2 separate regions of the Homo sapiens genome follow, and region 2 is linked to region 1. A link is a contact called in ENCODE Hi-C or POLR2A ChIA-PET data. All regions are on one chromosome and are shown on one strand. The core of a region is the stretch at or near the end of the contact, and the rest is flanking DNA. Distances in the headings are between cores, read along the strand shown. Region 1 holds the start of PCDH17 (protocadherin 17). Region 2 overlaps LOC107984625 (a long non-coding RNA gene).

The links. Hi-C counts contacts between places; a loop is a spot of excess contacts on that map. ChIA-PET counts read pairs that join two places held with the same protein, here RNA polymerase II (POLR2A). Pooled maps may share reads with other maps.
Region 2: a loop to region 1 is called in a map of endothelial cell of umbilical vein, with 8 times the contacts of the local background. The contact joins the enhancer-like site here to the promoter of PCDH17 in region 1. A Hi-C loop is called at or near these places in 2 of 168 maps with a recorded cell type or tissue (A673 and endothelial cell of umbilical vein) and 3 of 50 pooled maps. POLR2A ChIA-PET finds 5 or more read pairs at or near these places in 1 of 52 experiments (WTC11).

What each region holds. Positions count from the first base shown.
Region 1 is chr13:57,628,286-57,633,103 of GRCh38, forward strand. It overlaps PCDH17 (protocadherin 17), which reads left to right and starts at 3,459. Exons shown (of 4, transcript NM_001040429.3): 1 at 3,459-4,818. The coding sequence starts at 4,262. RefSeq lists enhancers at 1,422-2,007, 3,966-4,645.
Region 2 is chr13:59,531,470-59,535,633 of GRCh38, forward strand. The region is part of intron 1 of LOC107984625 (a long non-coding RNA gene); the gene reads right to left. Among named protein-coding and RNA genes, the nearest start is that of DIAPH3-AS1, 480 kb to the right of the region's middle. Within about 2 kb of position 2,767, at least 2 of the 41 ENCODE cell types and tissues checked have a DNase peak (open chromatin) inside an H3K27ac peak, as active enhancers do; they include A673 and endothelial cell of umbilical vein, where a contact is called at or near this core.

The sequences.
Region 1 (4,818 bases), core at 2,209-4,708:
CGTTCAGCAATAGTATATGCGTGACAAACTACCTGTTTAGAAAATACAAAGACACTTTAGGATTTAAAAGTCTGGCTGTAAACAGCTTCTCTTTGAGTTTTTAAACTGTCAGAGTCTCTTAAGGGAATGGCGAATTTTTGATACAGATCAGACTGCAAATTCAGACTATAGGTTATCTCATTGAATACTCCAGGAAACAGCTCCTATACCTGAATCTTTAAGCAATTATCCCAATAAAAATCTTCAGAACTATCTTGTAATTTGTTTGGATTTGATTTTCTTTGAAGGCTGAATGATTCATGTTACACACTTGTATGTTAGTCATTCACAATTTATAAATGGCAACTTCAGTATTTATGAATTGCGATCAATACTCTAGCAATCAAACACTCACCTTTTCTATTTCAATACTTCAATTTTCTTTTTTGTTCTTAACTCTTTCTCAGAACGGCTGGATCACGAGCAAACCAGTCTCCAGTTGCAGATGTTTGTGATAATATTTAGGGAAAAAAACCTCTCTGAGATTAGTAAATGAAGTTGGAGAATAAATAGATGAATCAGAAGTCGGCCTGTGTATGTGTGCTTGTGTATGTGGTGTGTGGTGGTGGTGTGTGTGTGTGTGTATATATGTGTGTGTGTGTTATGGCTTACAAAACAGAAATCTTAGATCTCCTAATGATTGGCCTTCGTGTTTTATACTTTTGTTTTCATGGATCTTTAGCAAATGCGGTTATCAATGGCTATTTGATCTTAAGGAGAAAAAATCAAATTGCAATGTGACACTTTAATAACAAGAATGGAGGTGAACAAAACACCGAAACTAGTGTGTGTGTGTGTGTGTGTGTGTGTGTGTGTGTCGGGGGTTGGGGGGTGGGTATCCACTTTACCTTGAACCTGGGCTGAGATGGTGAGGAAGGATGACCAAAAGGGGTAGAACCTTAAGTAGTATTTAGCCGGATTTGAGTTTACAAAGCTTGTATTGACAGTGAGCCTTTCTCCTTAAAGGAGAGGCTCTATTTCTCTTAAGAGACATAGCCTCTCTTTCAACGGGAGTCTGCTTTTCTTCTGAAACACTTTCATAATTAAGTGACTTTCCTTGCATAGGTGCCTGAGGACAGCTGATTTTTCTCAGAGGATGAAGAAAGTTACATATTGATTGCTGTTGCTCGCGGCATGTTCGTACCAGCGCGGGCAGAAACGGGCTCACGAGCGCCCTCGAATTCACACACACTCACCGAAATACACATCTCAGCCCGTGGAAGCGCATTCACACACACCCACGTACACTCCTCCGCACCTCATTCAGATGGGTCCACGCGGAGTCAGGGCTGCGCTTCCCTTGGCATGGGCGTGTGTGCGGCGAGGGCGTGTGTGCGTGCGTGTGTGAGAGTGTGTGTAGAGAAACCCTTTAGGCAGACCGCAGCTACGTTATTCTGCAAGCATACTGCGATTCCCGATTCCGTGTATGTAGGACCACAAAAAAATTAAATCGCTGTTAAACTTTTTTTTGTAAATTCTCTTTTCCGAAGGAAGGCGCTGGAAGAGCTACTCCCGGTGGTTAAAGGCCCGGGAGACCTGGTGGCGAATCCTGGGGCGCGTCCGCTTTGGCGGAGCGCTGGGCTCCGCTAGCCGGACTGGTTCCCCATCTAACTGATCTAATCAATGACTCCGAAGAGCCGGGGCTCCTGGCCCCGCCCCCGCCATCCTCTTCTCCGCCTCCCATTGGACGCGGGCCGAGAAGGCAGGGCCTTGCTCCTCGCTCGGATTGGCTGACAGGGAATCAGTATCAATGTTTAAGCGGCGGCGTGAGGTGAATAGAGTCAGTCAGCAAGAGACGCTGGGGAGAGAGCAGGGATCGCGAGCCCGGCGGATGCGGCAGCGGCGGAAGGCGGCTGGGGAGACGCTACTCCAACTGTTGAATTGAATTTTCACCTTTCCTTTCATCCGCTGCTTTGCTTGCGGAGATGGATTTATTTGCTTTGAAATCCGCATATCTTTCTCAGACTGTGGGGTGATCCCGGCAGACACCAGACTGAAAGAGACCACCCGTGACAGAAAAGGAGGAATTAAAAAAAAAAAAAACCTCCACAACAGACTGCACAATTAACTGTACACATCGATGTTGGACTTTGTGAATAGAAAAAATTGAGAGGAAAATCTTGAACTATGATGCGAGGCTAAGCTGGGAACAATTACTGGAAACCTGATTTTGTTTTTCCTTTTCCAAGACTCTGAAAAATTTCGGGGTACCTCTCGCCTAACCAAGAGGAAAGGTTTAAAAAAAATAAACAAAATAAATAAACCAATACACCTAGCAAAGCAGACGCCTTGTTTTCCAGAACCTCGGACTCCGGCAGAAAGAGGTAGAGTAAAAGTGCTGCTAGATTCAGCTTCACCTTCTTCCCTCCATCCTTTTCTCTTGCATTTTCTTTTTCCCCAAAAACATGAATCTGGTTTTTCTTTCTATAGACTGAGTCAGAGAAAGCGTTAGGAAGAAGCCGCAACTAATGTCTGTGAAGGGAGGACCATGAGGCGAGAGTGAATACGATTCGTTCCGCTGCTTCTGACTCATCCGGCAGATCGGAACACCTGCATTTCTGGATGTGTCATTCCCGTATGTCGAGGCGCCTCCAGAACCCGAAATAATGTGTAGACAGACCTGTGTCTAACATCCCCTCGGAGGGAGCTCCCCGGGGTAGGAGCCCCTGGCTGGACCGCCGCGGCCGCAGCTCTGCACCCCCTGCCCTCCCTGAGTCGCCCAGAAAAACTGAAAGAGAGACTGCAGAATGCATCACGCCAAACCTTGATGTGTTGCTTTCATCCAGCCCACTCCTCCTACTATAAGAGAAAATTGAAGGAAAAAAAAAAACACGTACTTTATTTGCTTCAAATATTCATCACTTTTATTCCTCGCCAAGGTTTTCTTTTCTAGATGAAGAGGACTGGGAGGCAGGGCTATTGGAAGGAGATGCTGAATAGAAAGAAAAGAGGCACTTGACAGCCCAGCCCTGTGAATGCAGAGACTGTTTCCCTTCTAGCGAGAGACAGGGAGAGTGTGTGTGCAAGGACTGGGAGGGAGGCTCCCCCTTCCTTTTTATTCGGCCTCCCCCCTCCTCCTTTAAATGTGCACGTCCAACCATGAGTTGCCTGTTGATTTCCCTTCGCCTGGGAAGAAAAGCAAACTGGAATTAAACTGCTTGGAGAGAAGTCCTTGCTCGCGGGGAGAGGATGGGATGGTAGCGGAGGCTACTGGCTTGGCGTAGAGAAATCAGAGAGTGTGTTCTACGAACAGAGGCGAAGATTTATCTCTCTACTTCCCCCCTCCCAATAGACTCACACAGCAAATGCTGATCAGGCTGTGGCTTTCTTGATTTCGGGGGAGAGCCTTTTCCGAGGAAGAGAGGGAGGAGCCTGGTGGGGAGAGGAAACTACAAATCGGGACACTAGTTCTTTACGCTGCATTTCCTCCCCTCCCTTTGGCTGCTCGGAAAGGAGAGAGAGGAAAAAAAAAATACGCTTGGCTGGTAGATGCAGTCCGCCGCCGCCGCTGCCTCAGCCAGCAATGCAAGATTAGATCTCTAAATGCAGCAAAACACTGCCTGAAAACAGACCGGCCCGCGCAGCAAGCAGACATTTCACGGTGCGCTGGGGAAGCTTCAAAATATATCTGTGACTCTGTCTTCGTTGCTCTTCATCCCCATCAATTTCATCACGGGAGGCGAGCAGCAAGTAAGAATTTCACTTTCGGATCTGCCTAGAGACACACCTCCCTGCTCCCTCCCCCACTCGATGTGAAGAGTATTCCGGAGTCTCCGGGCGGGAGTAGATTTGCAGCACCCTAGCGGGAGCGAGGAAAACCTACTGATTCTTTAGCTCATTATCATCTCTCCCAGACGAGATTTCCTTCTTATCGCCTGCCTCATCGCTCAAGTTTGAGCCTCCCGAAGTCCGGGCGGGAGAGACGAAACCCCTGGCTCACCCCCAGCCGCAGGAAGCCACCGCCTTGCTCCAAGCCCCTGCAGCTCTGCTGCACCGCAGCTTCTCACCCAGTGCGGATGCTGTAGATCAACAGGTTCAGGGAACTTGAGCAGAATAAGGAGAGACCACCGGGTGCCGCAGCTCGGGTGCAGAGGGAAAAAAGGACCCATAGACTTGTGGCTCGCGTCGCGCGCGCACGCTGCGCCAGGGCCCCAGGCTGGCGCGCACTCCCTCTCTGGCTCCTCCAGTCCGATTGCTCCTGCCCCCACCTTACAGGTCTGGGATGTACCTTTCCATCTGTTGCTGCTTTCTTCTATGGGCCCCTGCCCTCACTCTCAAGAACCTCAACTACTCCGTGCCGGAGGAGCAAGGGGCCGGCACGGTGATCGGGAACATCGGCAGGGATGCTCGACTGCAGCCTGGGCTTCCGCCTGCAGAGCGCGGCGGCGGAGGGCGCAGCAAGTCGGGTAGCTACCGGGTGCTGGAGAACTCCGCACCGCACCTGCTGGACGTGGACGCAGACAGCGGGCTCCTCTACACCAAGCAGCGCATCGACCGCGAGTCCCTGTGCCGCCACAATGCCAAGTGCCAGCTGTCCCTCGAGGTGTTCGCCAACGACAAGGAGATCTGCATGATCAAGGTAGAGATCCAGGACATCAACGACAACGCGCCCTCCTTCTCCTCGGACCAGATCGAAATGGACATCTCGGAGAACGCTGCTCCGGGCACCCGCTTCCCCCTCACCAGCGCACATGACCCCGACGCCGGCGAGAATGGGCTCCGCACCTACCTGCTCACGCGCGACGATCACGGCCTCTTTGGACTGGACGTTAAGTCCCG
Region 2 (4,164 bases), core at 1,517-4,016, 1.9 Mb after region 1:
CAGAACTTCCTGGTCTAAATTACCAAAAGTGGAGCCTGGGCCTTGGTGTATTTCAAATGCATACAAGGTGATACTGATGTGCAGCCAGGCATGAGAATCACCGACCTGGGGACAACTTACTCAGATTTGGGAAGACTTCCTGAAGGAAGCAGTAGTTAAGCAGAGGCTACGTGTGAACTGTTAAGTAGATACTGGGCCCAGCAGGGGCTGAGGGTAGGTAGGAGGGGTTTGTAACTGAGGAAGTTGACTGTGCAGATGCACTGAGATAAGAGCGAGCTCCTTGCCCTGATGTCAAGATCACAGTATGCTAAGTGAGGTAGAACCTAATAACTGTTACTCTAGGCAGAATTCTTAGATAAAACGACCAGAAAAGCTTAGGATTTCAAGGGAAAACTTCCCGACCAGGAGGCAGAGGTTTCTCAGGAAAGGCTCTGCCCAGTTTGAGTAACTTCCCTTGGCGGCTTGCCAGGGTGAAGCTTTTGTTCAGCACAGCTTTTGCCCGAGTTTATTTTTGTAGCTGCTTTTGCTATGCTGAACTCTTTCCAGCTATTCTTTGTTTATGTAACTCTCTAGGCCGCCATCTAATTTCTAGGATATGACAATCTTTCCACGTAACATTTTTGTTCATGATGACTGCTGACTTATATTTTAATATTAAGCAGGCAGAGTTTTTTTTTCAAATATCAATATAAGAAATATTTATACCAAAAACATTTCCGCTTTTTAAAAATCTGGTCTTCAAGCTACACTTCATGTAGCTCAATATTCTCCTTCTACAGTTCCATATGAATTCATTTCACATTCTTTTATCAGTAAAAGCTTGTTGTTCTTGTCAAAATGACTTACTTTCTTACATTTGATAATGATAAATATTTATCCATCATGTTTTACTTCTTGTCTTATTTTCCAGGAAACTCAAAGCTAAAATTGCAGAATTCAATATTAGCCCAGGTTGGAGAATGTCATTCTCTTTCCTAAAAGATTTTAATTCTTTTCTTTTGTCTTTTGCAACTCTATGTGTGGCTTCTACAGTAATCTACCTTAAATACTTTTTTGAAGCAAGATTACAGATTACCAGGTAAATTACTCAGGCTTATTAGTTGCTACGGCAAATACCAAGACATATGACTCATTCACTGTCCAGGAATTTTCAATCCACTATATATTCAGAGACAAATTTTCTCTACAAATAAATGTGTTAATGAAAGGCTTACAATTTTTAGGCCTCAAATTATCTCTGCAATAGGCCTAAAACTAAACGTGTGTTTTCTTGTACTCTTAGATGTTATAACTATTTTTTATTAAAATTTCTCCAAGCATGTACTGAATATTCTTTTCTAGAAAGACATATGTACAGATATACACCCATGTACAAAGGTAGACCCAGTTGATATTACCACCGTAACATTGTGAAGGCTGACAAATATGAAATGTTTATTTGTAGCAGTTCCATTTGGAAGGTACATGACACTAACAATAAAATAGTAAATGCATAATTGCTGTCTGATGCCTTTTTGCAGCTTTCCAGAGACAATGGCATCAATTGAAATTAAGTAATTTTGAACCCTCTCATTTTGCAAGAGAGAAGAAAATCTAAGAAAACTGAGTACTGTAAGGAAGATATGAATACAGAATTAAGTAAAACAGGGACTTTCCAAAGATAATTAGGCCATTCCAGATCCCAACATAAGGAGTATCTTCCCATCCACCTCCTTCCAATAAAAATCACAATTTTTAAAAACCCTTTAAAAAGTATTTCTTGCCACAGTTCTACCTTCTGAATCCAATTAGCAATTTTATCACTTCATTTTATTAACATCTATTAATCTTGAAAAACATAGAACTGGCATTCTATCGACCTCTTTCTGGTCTGTATTTATAAGGGAGAAAGCTTCTTACTTCTATTTACTAGCATGAAAGAAAAAGAGATTTAAGGCAAGACACTTTGCATAGAAAACTCATAAACTTCCACCTAAATAAGCAGTTATAGAAGAGCAGATGCATCTAGATTGCATTGGTAAACAGTTCTCTGTTATAGACCAATCAATAAAGTTAATGCTAATTGTAATGTACTTTTGTCAAATTGCACTTCGTCTTAATTTCTGATTTATGGCATTTTCCATATAGTACTTCTGAAAATCTAGAGCTTATTGCAATCAGTCGCTGCTAATGGGAGACTGACAGAAGTGAAATAACATTCTAACCTGAGTATTCAGATATCACGTTCAATATTCCTGTTGATTCAGAAAGAACTAATGTTTACTAAGCCATCCCCCACCTGCCCCAGACTTCCTGTAACAGCATAAAATACCAGTGAGTCAAGACCAACAGGTCTTGACCCCAGCCACATTTATAGAAAATACCAGAAGCACTTGTCTCAAGAGATAATATCCTTTACAACTGCCTATAGAAATATTTACAATGCATTGTGGAGTGCATTGATCATTTTGTTCAATAAATTGTGCATTTATAAAATAGAACAAGAATTAAAATTCAATTTTACTATTACAAGTGAATGGTTCTGTGGTTGTTCCTTATATGTCAGGTCCTAGTCCTTGGGACAATAGAAGAACTATAGGATCTATCCCATGTTGTTCTAAAGAAATTGGAAAGTTTCAGAGCTTCCTGCTTCATCTACAGTAGAAGAATCTTATCCTGCCAGATCCTTCTACTACCCAGTATCATGTCAGACTACTGCAAGGCACCAGCTTGTGCTGGGCAGATTTTTCTTTCTCCAATCTTTTCCTCTCTCTCACTCCCTCTCACACTCTCCCTCTTCTTCCCCCTGATCCTTTCCCACTCCCCTCCCCTTCTTCCTTCCCTCCCTGGCTCCCTTTCTTATTCTATTTATAAACTATCTGGTTCTCATTTACCTCTATAAACATTTTTGCCTAGATAATTCACATCCTTTGGGGGGATTAAAAAAACTTAGCAAAATGCCAGGTTCTGTACTAAGACATTTATAGAGGAGAATCTAATAATTTTCTATAGCTGTTCTTCCCAGCATGGTATGAAAATGCATTCAGTAGTTTAATTTTCTTTTCCTTCTTGTTGCCAGAATTATTTATTGCTGAAAATTGAGGAGTTGTATTATAGTTATTATTTCTTTTGATTGGTTTAAAAATTTAGTTTGATAGAAATCTTAAAGAAAAAAAAAACTCACAAAGTTTAAATGTGGTTTGGAAAGGCAACAGAGGGATTTGAAGAGAACAGATCTGATGAAAAAGAAAAATGTTTTAGCATTTTCAACCATCCAGAGTAGAATCATTGAAAATCAGGAAGTCTCAGAAGGAAACTCAACAAAGTAAAAAGGTTTTATAAAAGAATACATAGCTATTTCGAGAGTTGTGTTGGAAAGGATAAGGTGATATTTTTTATCTGAGGCTATAATGAAAAGACCAGAATTACAGGTGCGATGCCTCTGTGGGAATCAAATTTTTTCCATGACAACAAACGAGATTTCCTTCTTGGCTAAACGCCTTGAAAAGATGTGGAAATACAGAACTGATCATACAGAGTTGATTCCATCACAATTTGTGGAAAAACAATATGTAACAAAGGACCAGTGTTACAATGTTAATTGAAAACAGTCCCCACAAAATAATCTGGATGACTAGAGCTGAAAGTTTCCCAGGCTATGGCTATAGACAAATGACAACTGCCATGAAATAAGCAGAATACAGCACAACCTTTTTTTTTTTTCCTCCGATACAGAGTCTCACTCTGGAGTGCAGTGGCATGATCTCGACTCACTGCAACCTCCACCTTCCAAGTTCAAGTGATTCTCCTCCCTTAACCTCCTTAGTAGCTGGGACTACAGGCGTGGGCAACCACTCCAAAATTTTTGCATATTTAGGAAAGATGGGGTTTCACCACTTTGGCCATGGTTGATTTCGAACTGCTGGTCTCAAATGATCCACCCGCCTCGGCCTCCCAAAGTGCTGGGATTACAGACATGAGTCACCACACCTGATCGATTATAGCACAATCTATTCATCCTTACTATCTGTGGAGATTGTTCTACCATCCATTCTGTAGCCATGATTATTGTCAACAGCCTAAGTGAATATGAACGGACAGTATCTTGTGTTGAGGGAAACACACAGGGACTGCAGGTGAGCTTTACCTCCTCTGCTCTTCCACTAACTAGTCAGTTGATGTTGA